Regions from separate parts of the Mus musculus genome. Here region 2 is linked to region 1. A link is a contact called in ENCODE Hi-C or POLR2A ChIA-PET data. All regions are on one chromosome and are shown on one strand. Each heading gives the region's core, a stretch centred on a gene start or an enhancer-like site at or near the end of the contact. The rest is flanking DNA. Distances are from core to core; before and after follow the strand shown.

The links. Hi-C counts contacts between places; a loop is a spot of excess contacts on that map. ChIA-PET counts read pairs that join two places held with the same protein, here RNA polymerase II (POLR2A).
Region 2: a map of heart shows a loop between it and region 1 (4-fold over the local background). The contact joins the enhancer-like site here to the promoter of Pkp2 in region 1. A Hi-C loop is called at or near these places in 5 of 37 maps with a recorded cell type or tissue (all heart). POLR2A ChIA-PET finds 5 or more read pairs at or near these places in 1 of 5 experiments (Patski).

What each region holds. Positions count from the first base shown.
Region 1 is chr16:16,210,432-16,216,021 of GRCm38, reverse strand. It overlaps Pkp2 (plakophilin 2), which reads right to left and starts at 2,677. Exons shown (of 13, transcript NM_026163.2): 1 at 2,427-2,677. The coding sequence starts at 2,649.
Region 2 is chr16:16,250,396-16,255,985 of GRCm38, reverse strand. All of the region lies in intron 6 of Pkp2 (plakophilin 2), which reads right to left. Among named protein-coding and RNA genes, the nearest start is that of Pkp2, 40 kb to the right of the region's middle. Within about 2 kb of position 2,130, at least 1 of the 3 ENCODE cell types and tissues checked has a DNase peak (open chromatin) inside an H3K27ac peak, as active enhancers do; it is heart, where a contact is called at or near this core.

The DNA.
Region 1 (5,590 bases), core at 1,428-3,927:
TCCAAAGTACTTCAGTTAAACAGGTGGGAGTCACCTCCTGCTGCTGCTCCAGGGTACAGGGAAGCCCGGTCCCTGTAGCTGACCTCCTTCAGAGTAGGGGTCTGATGCCTTACCCCCGCCTAAGCTGCACTTCTCTGCAGCCTGCCAAAGAGCTCTGTGGTAATCAAAAATAGCTCAGGGCTTTATCCCTTAGTTGGAAAAAACCACTCAACGGAACAGAAGCACCAAGGCTGAGTCTTTGTTCTCTCATGTCAACTCGGCACTATGAAATATCCGTGCACACTTCTACAGTAACGCATGCATCTCCAGCTATGCTCCCTGCACAAGCCTAATAAACTTCTGAGATTTAAAGCTCCTAGTTTCAGAGTGTGGGGGTGGGACTGGTGAGCTAATATCACAGTTCCTCCAAACAGATTTTCAAAATTCTCTTTGGCTGGGAGAACTTTGCATTTGAAAGCTCTGTGGCACCCTTGCTGTTCTCTGGGTACTTAGGGCTTTTGATTCATGACTGCATTTCCTTGGGTTTAAACTTCTTGTTACAAAGCACACCAAATGTGTGTTTAATTCAGCACCAGAATGATGCCCCTTGGAGAAGAACACGTTCAGTGGCAGTGGTTGAATTCACCAAACAGCTCCTGTATTATTCCGTAGAGAGGAGACACCAATTTTCTAGGACTTGGACCATCATCCTACAGCTGTTGATAGATATATGCCTCCCCCCACTCCACCCCTAAAATGATCACCTTATAGTATCTAGCTCATCTACCTTTCCAATTCCATTTAAGGACATAACAGAATGGAAATGCATGAAATTGGAGATGACCAGCTGCCATATGATAGCAAAGTGCTTAGCAAAGCTCCCTGTTCCTTCCTCCTACACTGGACCCCCACCCCCACCCCCACTCCCACCATTTGTTTACTAGTTGATGCCTGCTTGTTCTTCTGGCTGGCCACCCTTACAAGATAAGGAAGAAGGCTCTTCAGTTCCACGTTAGCACTGGGCATGAGGCTTTTCACACTGCAGGATGCAATGGCAGGACTAGCCAGACACTGCCCTCAGTCATCCTGGAGTCCTTTGCCACATTCCTAACCCTAAGGTTTGCTTTTTCTTCTCACCAGGAACTAAAGCAGTTCTTTCCTGTGTAAACCTTTCCATCCTCTTAGAACTTCCTTAGTTTTACTTAGAGGAAAAGGAGTCGTTACAGGGAAGTTTAGTTCCCAAGTAATTTCATTTTGTGTTAGTAATCAAACACTTAATATGTTAACTCATGATCGACTTAAAACTCCACATTTTGGCTTTTATATACCACCTATGCCACTTTCTGTCTGGAATCTTGACTGTTTTATTTGCTCAGTTTCCTTGTCTCTAAGCTTGGATCCACAGTAAACCCAGCCCATGTCTGTAATCTCAGCACATGGGAGACGGAGACGGGAAGTTTGAGGCTGCATCTTAAAAATCGTATCTATATCTACACATATGGAAAGAGAAAGGAAAAAAATACACAGTTCATTTTAAGAAGATAATATAAAGTGCGAACCACATAGCCTAATTAGGGACGTTACAGGCACTCACTTACATGAGCTTGCAATCATTAAACACCTCTTTACTTTTCAAGTATGCAAACATCAACTGCCCTAACCTTTAGACAAACTGAAAAGCGGACAGCCTCCCAGACTCTGCTATTTGAAATCCACATGCTGGCACGGAAGCATTATTATTCTTAATGGTAATCACATTTACCAGAGCTTCTGATCTTTCTGATCAACCACACTTCTGTCAACTAGTCTGTGTGGTGGGGGGTTGATTTTTTTTTTTTTAATGAGGGCGGTTCTGCACCCACGCATCTGTTGGTTCTGGTGTGTGGGTGTGAGGTGGGCAGGCGGGGCTACCTTCAGCCTGGCCAAAGTCTCCTTCCTCCTTATCCTCCGCAGGGTGTTCAGGTTGCTCCCAGACCCAAAGCCGACTTGCTCAATTTGTTTAGTCGCAGATACGGAGTGGAGCACTTGGACGAGGTAACCTCAATTTAGAGGATGGAGGAACCGCAGGGCTTTGAAGGTTTCTTTCTAAAAATATTTATAGAGAGTCGTAAACTCTAAAACATCTCAATAAAAGCCCAAAGCGCCTTATTCCAGAAGATCAATCTTGCATACCAAAGTCTGCATAAAATTTCAAAGTGTTTTTTAGAATCTCAGGGAGAGAACCCGGAGCGAGCGGCGAAGGGTGAAACCGATCGAATTCTTTAATACAGACAATTGTGTAATTAACAAACGAATAAGGTAGACCAGAACCAAAGGTTAGGGAGGAAGCGTGTCCAAAGCGACCAACCACGAGCCGGAAAAGGTAAGGTGAGCAACAGGTGGGCGGGCGGACACCGGTTCGCACCGGGGAGACCTACGACTAGCACGGCGGGTGGGGTTCGACTCACCGCTGACCGCAGAGCTCCGGCCCCGGCGGGCCAGGGTCTGCTGCACCTGCTCCTGGATCCGCTGGCTCCGGGCCGCCGGGTCGCCGCGGCCGCTGCTGCCGGCCAGCCTCAGTCTGGCCTCGGAGGGCAAGGCCAGGCTGGAGCTGTCCAGGTGACCCAGGATCTGCTGGCCCAGCACAGTCCGGATGTAGCCACACTCGGCCAGTGAGCCGGGGACGGCCATCGCGTCGGCGGAGTGACCAGGAGGGACTGCCAGGACCTGCCCGCAAAGCCGCAGAGGCGTGGGGACCGGCAGCAAACCCCGCCCCGCCCCGCCCCGCCCCGCCCCGCCCCGCCCCGTAGGACCCAGGCCCTTAGGGGACAGGGGCGTGGCTCCTGCAAAGCAGGCGCACTCCGCCCGGGGCGAGCACGTCCTCTGAGGCCCCCACGTATTCTCGGCTCGCGAAGGATTGTGGGAGGAGCTGCCCTTAGGACAGGTGCAGCTGGGAACTTCTGCTGTGAGTAGCACATCTAGTTAGTTAGGGTCAGTTACACTGTTCCAAACGTTCACAGATAATGAAACATGTATGAAATAGACGTATTTTAAAGGTTTTTTTTTTTATCCGTAGTACTTCAGGACGCCGAGCTTTTTGTACAGATGGAGCCCCAGAAACATATGTTCTCCCTCAGTGAAAGCCTCTGCTTGCTCTTGCAAATACACAAATTGTACCCAGTGCGCTCTTGTCCACCCACTTCCTTCTTAAGGAACATGCCCACACAGAGAAACTCCAATAAGAGGCCCAGAGAAAAGATGACTTTTAATACTCAGTTTTAATAGCTCTTCTAACGTTGACTAAGCCCTCTTTATGACAAGCTCTTTGCAGGGGAACTCATGAACGAGGTTTCTCACTTAAATCTCCCGAACTTGAGTTTATCATGCTATTAACTATGCTTCACATGCAATTGGGCTAAGAACAAGAGCTAAGCTCAACAGAAGGGTCCTTGAACTTAAAGTTGACAACCGATGCTACTCTCCACATACTGGTATTTAGACTTGGGAGAAGAAAAGAAAAACATCTATGTTTGTTATCAAGTGGGGTCTTTTCCTTTGGTTGCTAGGGTTTGTACCTTTGTTGGAACAGCTAGGGAACACAACTTCTCTTCTTCCCCGGTTCCTAACTAAACAGTTAATGTGGCTTCCTGTTTTGCCTTCGAGCATCGAGGAAATCAGGGACGAGTCACTCTTTCTCCACAGGCCACATAGTCAAAGGTCATAAGGAAAGCTCTGGAGGTGGGAGCTATGAGGTCAGCAAAAGCAACTGGGCCAGTCTTTAGGTAAATTGTGCCCAAAAGCTTGGCTTGCCAAGTCAGGTGTAAATAATGTACAGATGTGATGCTGAGAGCTTACCGAAAACAAGAATGTTATGACGGTTAAATTACAGCAACAAATCCTGTCACCAGCCCCTTGTAAGCAACCTGTTTCCCTTCATCTATCTCCTAGCTCCTTCTGAAAGTCCCAGGTCTGTTGCTTTAAAAGATAACTGCAGCGCCTGCTTCTGCAGGGCCAGGACTCACTCTGGCTTCTGTACCTGGAGAACTATGATTGGTAAGGTCCCATTCTGCTTTCTTCAGCAAGAGACAAACAGGAAATTTCTCTTATTTATCTTAGGAAGTGTAACTTCACTTTCCTGTTTCTTGTCAAATCACTTTTTAAAAGTTCTGTTGTAATTGATTATCTTATTATGCAGGCTCCAATAAATGAGGATATCTTGTAGTTGGTAGTTGGATGGTTTGATAAAAGAATGGCAATTAGAAATTAGCTTACAAGTGAAGGAGGATATACATCTAATTTAGCTTATCCTTTGGTATGGCTAAATAACATAGCCTCTATCCTCCCCAGGTTCCTAACCATACAATTAATGTAGAGCTATGTAGCGTCCTGTTTTACCTGAGGATCAAGGAAGTGAAAAGGAAATAGGGACTAGTCATCCTTTCTCTACAGGCCACATGGTCAAAGGTCATGAGGAATGCTCTGGAAGTAGAAGCTATGAGAACAGCAGGCCTTGGGAACACCAAGTGGTGGGTCATAAGCAGTGCTCTGCATATTTTTACATGTCAACATCCTGTCTGTAAATGGGAATAATAAATGTACCTACACATAGTGTTGCCATGATCACTAAACAAAGAATTGTACATAAGTGTTCAACAGCCCTTAGAAGTCCATTCTTGAGTCTCTGACTTTCTTCACGTCTTTATCATAGATCCCCATCTTACTTAAATGGTATTCTTTCACAATCACTCATGTATGAGCACACATGCGTGCGCGCACACACACACACATACACACACACACACACACACACACATACATATTCACTGTTTCTCTGCACATTTTTTCCACAGATTTTATTTTAATCACTTGTTCTGGTGATTTAAAACAAAAAGGCCCTCACAGACTCATATATCTGGTGTTTGGTCTATAGTTAAGTGGAAGGAATAGGAGATAGAGCCTTGTCGAAGGAGGTGTGTCACTGGGAGATAGGCTTTGAGATTTCAAAAGCCCACACCTGACCCAGTTTCTCTCCCCCCTCCTTTTCTCCCACCCCTCTCTCTCTCCTCTTCCTCCCCACTATCTCCTCCTCTCCCACCCTCTTCTCTGCCTGCAGCTTGTGGGTCAGAGGTGAGCTCTTACCTGGTTCTACCTTACCACACCTGCCTTGGTGATTATGAACTGGCTCTCTGAAACTGTAAGCAAACCCCCAGTTGAATGCTTTCTTTTTAACAGTTGCCTAGCTTGTGGTCTTTTCTCACAGTAATTGAGTAGTAACTAGGGCAGAAGTACCTCATGTTTTACTTGTTAATGACTTCCTTACTGGAATATAAGTTCCAAAACAGGTACTTTCTGTCCATTGCTGTTCTCCAGGACCAAGTAGGTAGGTTTACATCAAATGAATGGAGCAAGCACAAGAACATGCAGTATTTTACAGGGCATATACTGAGTACCAAAAAAAAAAAAAAACAAAACAACACCTGTTAGTATATTTGTTTATGTTTTCACATTGTTTATGTTTCATGTAGTAACTTGCTATATAAAGTCACATAAACATCAGTGCAACTCATTAGCTCTTTAAGCATCAGTAGAGGTAAAATTAAAATAAATCAATGTAATGCTTTTAAATTTGAAT
Region 2 (5,590 bases), core at 881-3,380, 41 kb before region 1:
TTTCCATAGCACAGGGAACAGCCTCACGAACTGACAAATGAGACTACATGAAATTAAAAAGTTTCTGAACAGAAAAAGAAACAGAATAAACAGACAACCCAATGAATAAGAAGAAAATGTCCATTTATACCTCAAACACGGGGTTAATAGTTAGAACATATAAAGGAGGTCGGACATTAAACCTAAGAAACAAACCAACCAATCAAAAAACAAGCCAATGATCTGAACAGTTTTCAAAAGAACAAATGCAACTGGGTTAGGGGTTGGGGATTAAGTTAGAACACTTCTCTAGCACACATGACGTCTTAGGTCCAATTTCCTGTAGACGTGAAACAAAATGAAATTAGAAAACCCCTATAAAACAAAACCAAACAAAAAACTGCTCAGTATTTCTAGCCACGAGAGAAATATAAATTGAAACTACTTTGAGATAATATTTCAGCCTTGTCAGAAAGACCATCAAGAAATCAAATGACAACAAATGCTGGAGAGAATGTGAGGAAAGAGGAACCTTAGATACTATTAGTAGGAATGGGAGCTTATGCAATCACTGGAAAGACTAAAAGAAAATTACCATACAACCCAGCTGCTCCTGGGCATACACACAAAGGGCTCTAATCCTACAATAGAGATATGTGCACTTCCACATTGTGGCTGCTGTACTTACAATAGTGAAGAAATACAACCAGCCTGATGGTCATCAAAAGATGAATGAACAATGACAATTTTAGACATATACAAAATGGATTTTGTTCAACTATAAGAAAGTAAGTTTCAGGAAAATGGATTGGGTTAGGAAACATACCAAGGGCCAGGCTTATATACTAATGTCTGCCTCTAACTGTTAAATCTGCACCTCCAAGTAGGAGGGAATGGAAAGCCAGGAAACTAAGGGAGTGAAGTGTTGAGGACTGGGCTGATCCAAGGCTTTCCCTGAGAACATGATGTACATAGAGAGAGGACATGCTGGATGTAAGTCACAGCTGCTGTAAGACCTTCTGACCCCAGCTTTTGTCTTCTCTATCGTCCTCATCCCTGGCACCCCCCCCCCCCATGATGTTGTCACTGAAGAATGACCTGCTGGTCCAGGTCAAACTACTGCCTGAACAAGGACAACCAAGTATGGTAGAAAGAGAAAGTGCAGCCATCCTCTACAGACAAACACAGCATTGCACAGTCACACCACAGGGACCACCTGAAGGCAAGAGGGCACACTGCAGGGTGGACACTTGCTTTCCTTTAGCTGCTTGCATCGTTTTCCATTTTAGTTCTCGTAATGTATTGCTAAAGTCCTGACAAAGCCAGGATAAGGCAGGTCTGGTGGCACACACCTTTAATCCTAGCACTCGAGGCAGAGGTGCAGAGGCAGGAAGATCTCCAAGTTCAAGGCTAGCCTGGTCTACAGAATGAGTTCTGGAGGCTCTCAGAAACCCTGACTCTAAAAACAAACAAACAAAATCACCAACCAACCAACCAGCCTCAAAAGTTCCTTATTTAAAAAAATAAATCTATTTTATTTAAAAAAAATCTGCCCTTGGTTTCCTAAAATGGTTCTATAAATTTAAATATATGGGGACATATAGGTAAATGTCTAAGGACAAACTTCCTCCTACAAAGGCCAGTGGATTTCCAATGGATGAGTTTGCACTGGAATTTGATTACAGATTATTTACCATAGCATAAAGTTGAATAAATTGTAATTTAACACCCTGTATAGATCTGGTCAGTCTCCTCCAAACAGAAGATAAAAGATAAAAATAAAGAACAGAAAATAGGGATAAAAAGATCTTGAAAACTTGGCATCAAGTTTAAAATTACTTTTGCTTCAGAGCATGAGAAATGGTTTTTTATTTCAAAATTGCCAAAAATGGCTCTTATCTATTTATCTGAGCCAAATACCTCTACTACAGCAGGTCCCTTACAAACAGATGGACTAAGAGAAAGAACACAGTTGAGTGTTGTAGTAGTGGCCAAACAGAGACAAGCAGTGCTGGCTCATGGCTGTGCTGGCTCCAGAAGACCTCAGTGCTGGCAAATGTGTGGTCTTTAAAGGCTGGGGCAGCCAGCTGACCAGTCTCCGCCCCTCAGAGCAAAGTGATACCCTCACAAGAGAAAGGGAGCCAAGCTGTATTCACTCAGGCAGTGGCACAGCAGAGGGGGGTGAAAGTGTCTGTTAGGGGTGGCCAGGCACTGACAACTTCATAATGATAGAAGCTCCGAAATATCCTCTTAGGTCTCCCCCACTTCCACCCCTCCTCCTCTAAAGTATTTCTGCACATCAGGTTTTGCTAGCTCAGACTTCTAAACTAATTCCTAAATTCCTCTCTTAGATGCTATCAGAGCTAATGAGCCCCAACTCATAAACAAAAGAGCTGCTGTGGCCAAATTGTCCTGTGCTGTTTAAGCCAAAGCGCTGAGTCTGGAGTACTGGATTTGGCCTCCCATTTCAGATGGAAGCGTGTTTTTTCTCAGTTTGTCCTTTAAACACCTCTCCTAGGTCACAGAGGTCCCCTGGCTCTGTGACAGGGAGGAGAACAGAACAGTCTAAGAGATAAATTAAAAAAGTAGAAGCTGAAGCTGAGCTGGCAGGTCCCTCTGTTCCCTCTCTGACAACCACCCTGTTCCTTCCCTCTGTTCTCTCTCTGACAACAACCCTCTGGGCTCAGCATCCTGGAGCTGAAAAGATGTTGATTTTATCATTTTAATGGTGTCTTAATTTTGATATGATTTTTATATAATATACAAACCTAACAAAAAAGCTAATATTTTAGACTGCTAGACCAAAAAAAAAAAAAAATCAAAACATAATTACAGTAGCTGCCATTCAATATCTGCTAAGGTAGGTTCTACTGGGTCTTCATAACTAAAGTATAATTGTCCCAAACAGGTCATGTCATCCAAGGGGAGATTGATCTATATGACTATGTTATCTCATGGTATTAAATGATAAAAATGTTATACATTTTGTTTTGTTTTGTTTTTCGAGACAGGATTTCTCTATGTAGCCTTGGCTGTCCTGGAACTCACTCTGTAGACTAGGCTAGCCTCAAACTCAGAAATCTGCCTGCCTCTGCCTCCCAAGTGCTGGGATTAAAGGCATGCACCATCACTGTCTGGCAAAAATGTTATAAAATTAAAACATAAAATGTTTTAATAAATAAGGAGATATCTATCTATCTATCTATCTATCTATCTAGAGAGATCGTTTTGTTTACAGAATAAAAAACTAAAAGGTTTCTATAAAATATAAAAGGTCTGGATAACTTATTTGGGGTACAAAGGTAATACATACAATATTAAAGTTTGTAAGGTCTAATACAAATGATAAAAAAACTAGATATATTTAAAAATATTTGGCTATTCTAGTATTACAATATCAGACTGTTGTAACTCCTGATGTTCCTCATGGGCACCTGTGCTGCTCCGTCAACTGTGTATCACCCACCATTCTCTCTGTTTGTCATTGTCTATTTGCATATGTGTTCCTCTCATTGGAATGGCCCACAAGTGTTACGTCTCAGGAGCCTGGCAGGGTTGGATGTAGTTTTCAAACATTACCAATTTATTCCCTTGACATTTTCCAGTTTCTCATCACCCACAGGTCACCCTGTCATTGGAGGGTCATTTTTTCTTTTTCTTTCCTTTTTTTTTTTTTAAGATTTATTTATTTTATGTATATGACACACCAGAAGAGGGCATTGGATCCCATTACAGATGGTTGTGAGCCACCATGTGGTTGCTGGGAATTGAACTCAGGACCTTTGGAAGAGCAGCCAGTGTTCTTAACCATTGAGCCATCTCTCCAGCCCCCTGGATGGTCACTTTTTAGTATGCAACACCAATCCAGAACCCTGATTTAAAATGAATTCACTCTTGGGTGGCATGTCCCATGGATCTAAAGAACTCTGTGCCTCTGAATGTGGTACTAGTTAACTTGTCCTGGAGGTGCTCTGTAGTAGTTTGAATGAAAATGGCTCCTATAGGTTCACAGGAAATAGCATTATTTGAAAAGATTAGGACATATGGCTTTGTTGAAGTAGATGTGGCCTTCCTGGGGGAAGTGTGCCATTTGGTCTTAGGTTTTATTAAGACATTAGGCCTTCTTGGTCTGGATGAAGACAGGTTTCTAATATCCCACCCATCTATTACATTGTCTCCAAAGAAAAGGCTCAATTGAACTTCTGGGTGTTAGCCACAATGGACCATCATAAAGACATTCTTTTTATGTTTGAAATCAATGCTTCTGTTAACCCTCCATATATATTGCTGACTGGGAGTCCCTCTATTCCAAAAGGTGTGTGCATTTCAAAATGACCTATATCAATCATTCTCTTTCTAATTATGTGGAGTCCCCCTCCACACTGACCAAGGATTTGTTGTACCAGTTACAGAGATTTAACTTCCTTTATCCTTCAGCCTTCGATCACTATTGTTGACTGAGGGGGCATAGTTCTTTGTCTAAAGCCAGGAATATGCTTGGCATAAGACAGAGCTTGTACAAACCCTCCTAACCCCAGCTTTTGTCTTCTTGTTGTCTATTTTCTCTATTGTCCTCATCCCTGGCACCTCCCCCTCATGACCCAGTTACTGAAGAATGACCTGCTGGTCCAGGTCAGGGGGTTAAGTAAGGGAAGAGAGCAGAGCAAAGTAGAAGTGGGGAGGACTGGGGAAGGTATAACAAGAAATGAGAGTCAGGGAGACAGAGGGAGTGGGGAGGACTGGGGAGCAAAGACAATGAAATATGTTTTTGAAAATTCCATATGGAAACTTCATAATTATATATTAATTTATAATCAATTAAATACTATCAAACTTATAGCTACAATTTAGTGCATATGCTAAACAGGATGGTGAACAATTCATCTGTACTTTTTATAACACTTCTGAGGCTATGGCACCCTAGAATTTGCCATAATCATGACATTATTAGCATCTGAAATCAGAATGAACTGCTGTTCTTCATGTAAAGTCTCTGGCATGCTCTGGTATGCTCTTACAGACAGCACTGAAAGGAAACCTGCTAACAATACTTTGAAGCTCTGTATCTAGTGTGCAGTCAAGGAGCCTGGGGAAGTGATAAGCTGACACACAATGTTTTAAGGCAAAGGGTTTGAGGCCCTGTCACTAGTTATAAGGATGTGAGAGTGGCAGGTACAAGGGCTGGTAAAGTAAGTCACTTCCCCCACAGAAGAAATATGTGAAGAGTCAGAAATAAGTAGGGTTATTTGTACTTGATGATGTGGTTTCTCACACACTGTCTGGTGGCTCTGGGCCCAGGCTCCTTAATTCTACCCACCGTTAGCTCCAAGAAGGCCTAGTCTCTTAAGTACTTGATAAGCAGTTGGCAAAGTCTACTCCAGACTATAAGATGCTGGCCTATCTTCCCTTGTTGGAGATGTAGACCCAGTCTTTCATTTAACTTTCTTCTGATCTATATCCAACAGTTGAGGCTTATCTGTGACTAACAAAGAGAAAGAAAGCAACAGAGGCAGCTGTGGTTGCTCGGGATGAAAAGTAAACCTCCTTAGAACAGGCAGAGCAACAAAAACTATGCGAATAGAAGGGCTTGACAGTTACTATAAAATCAACA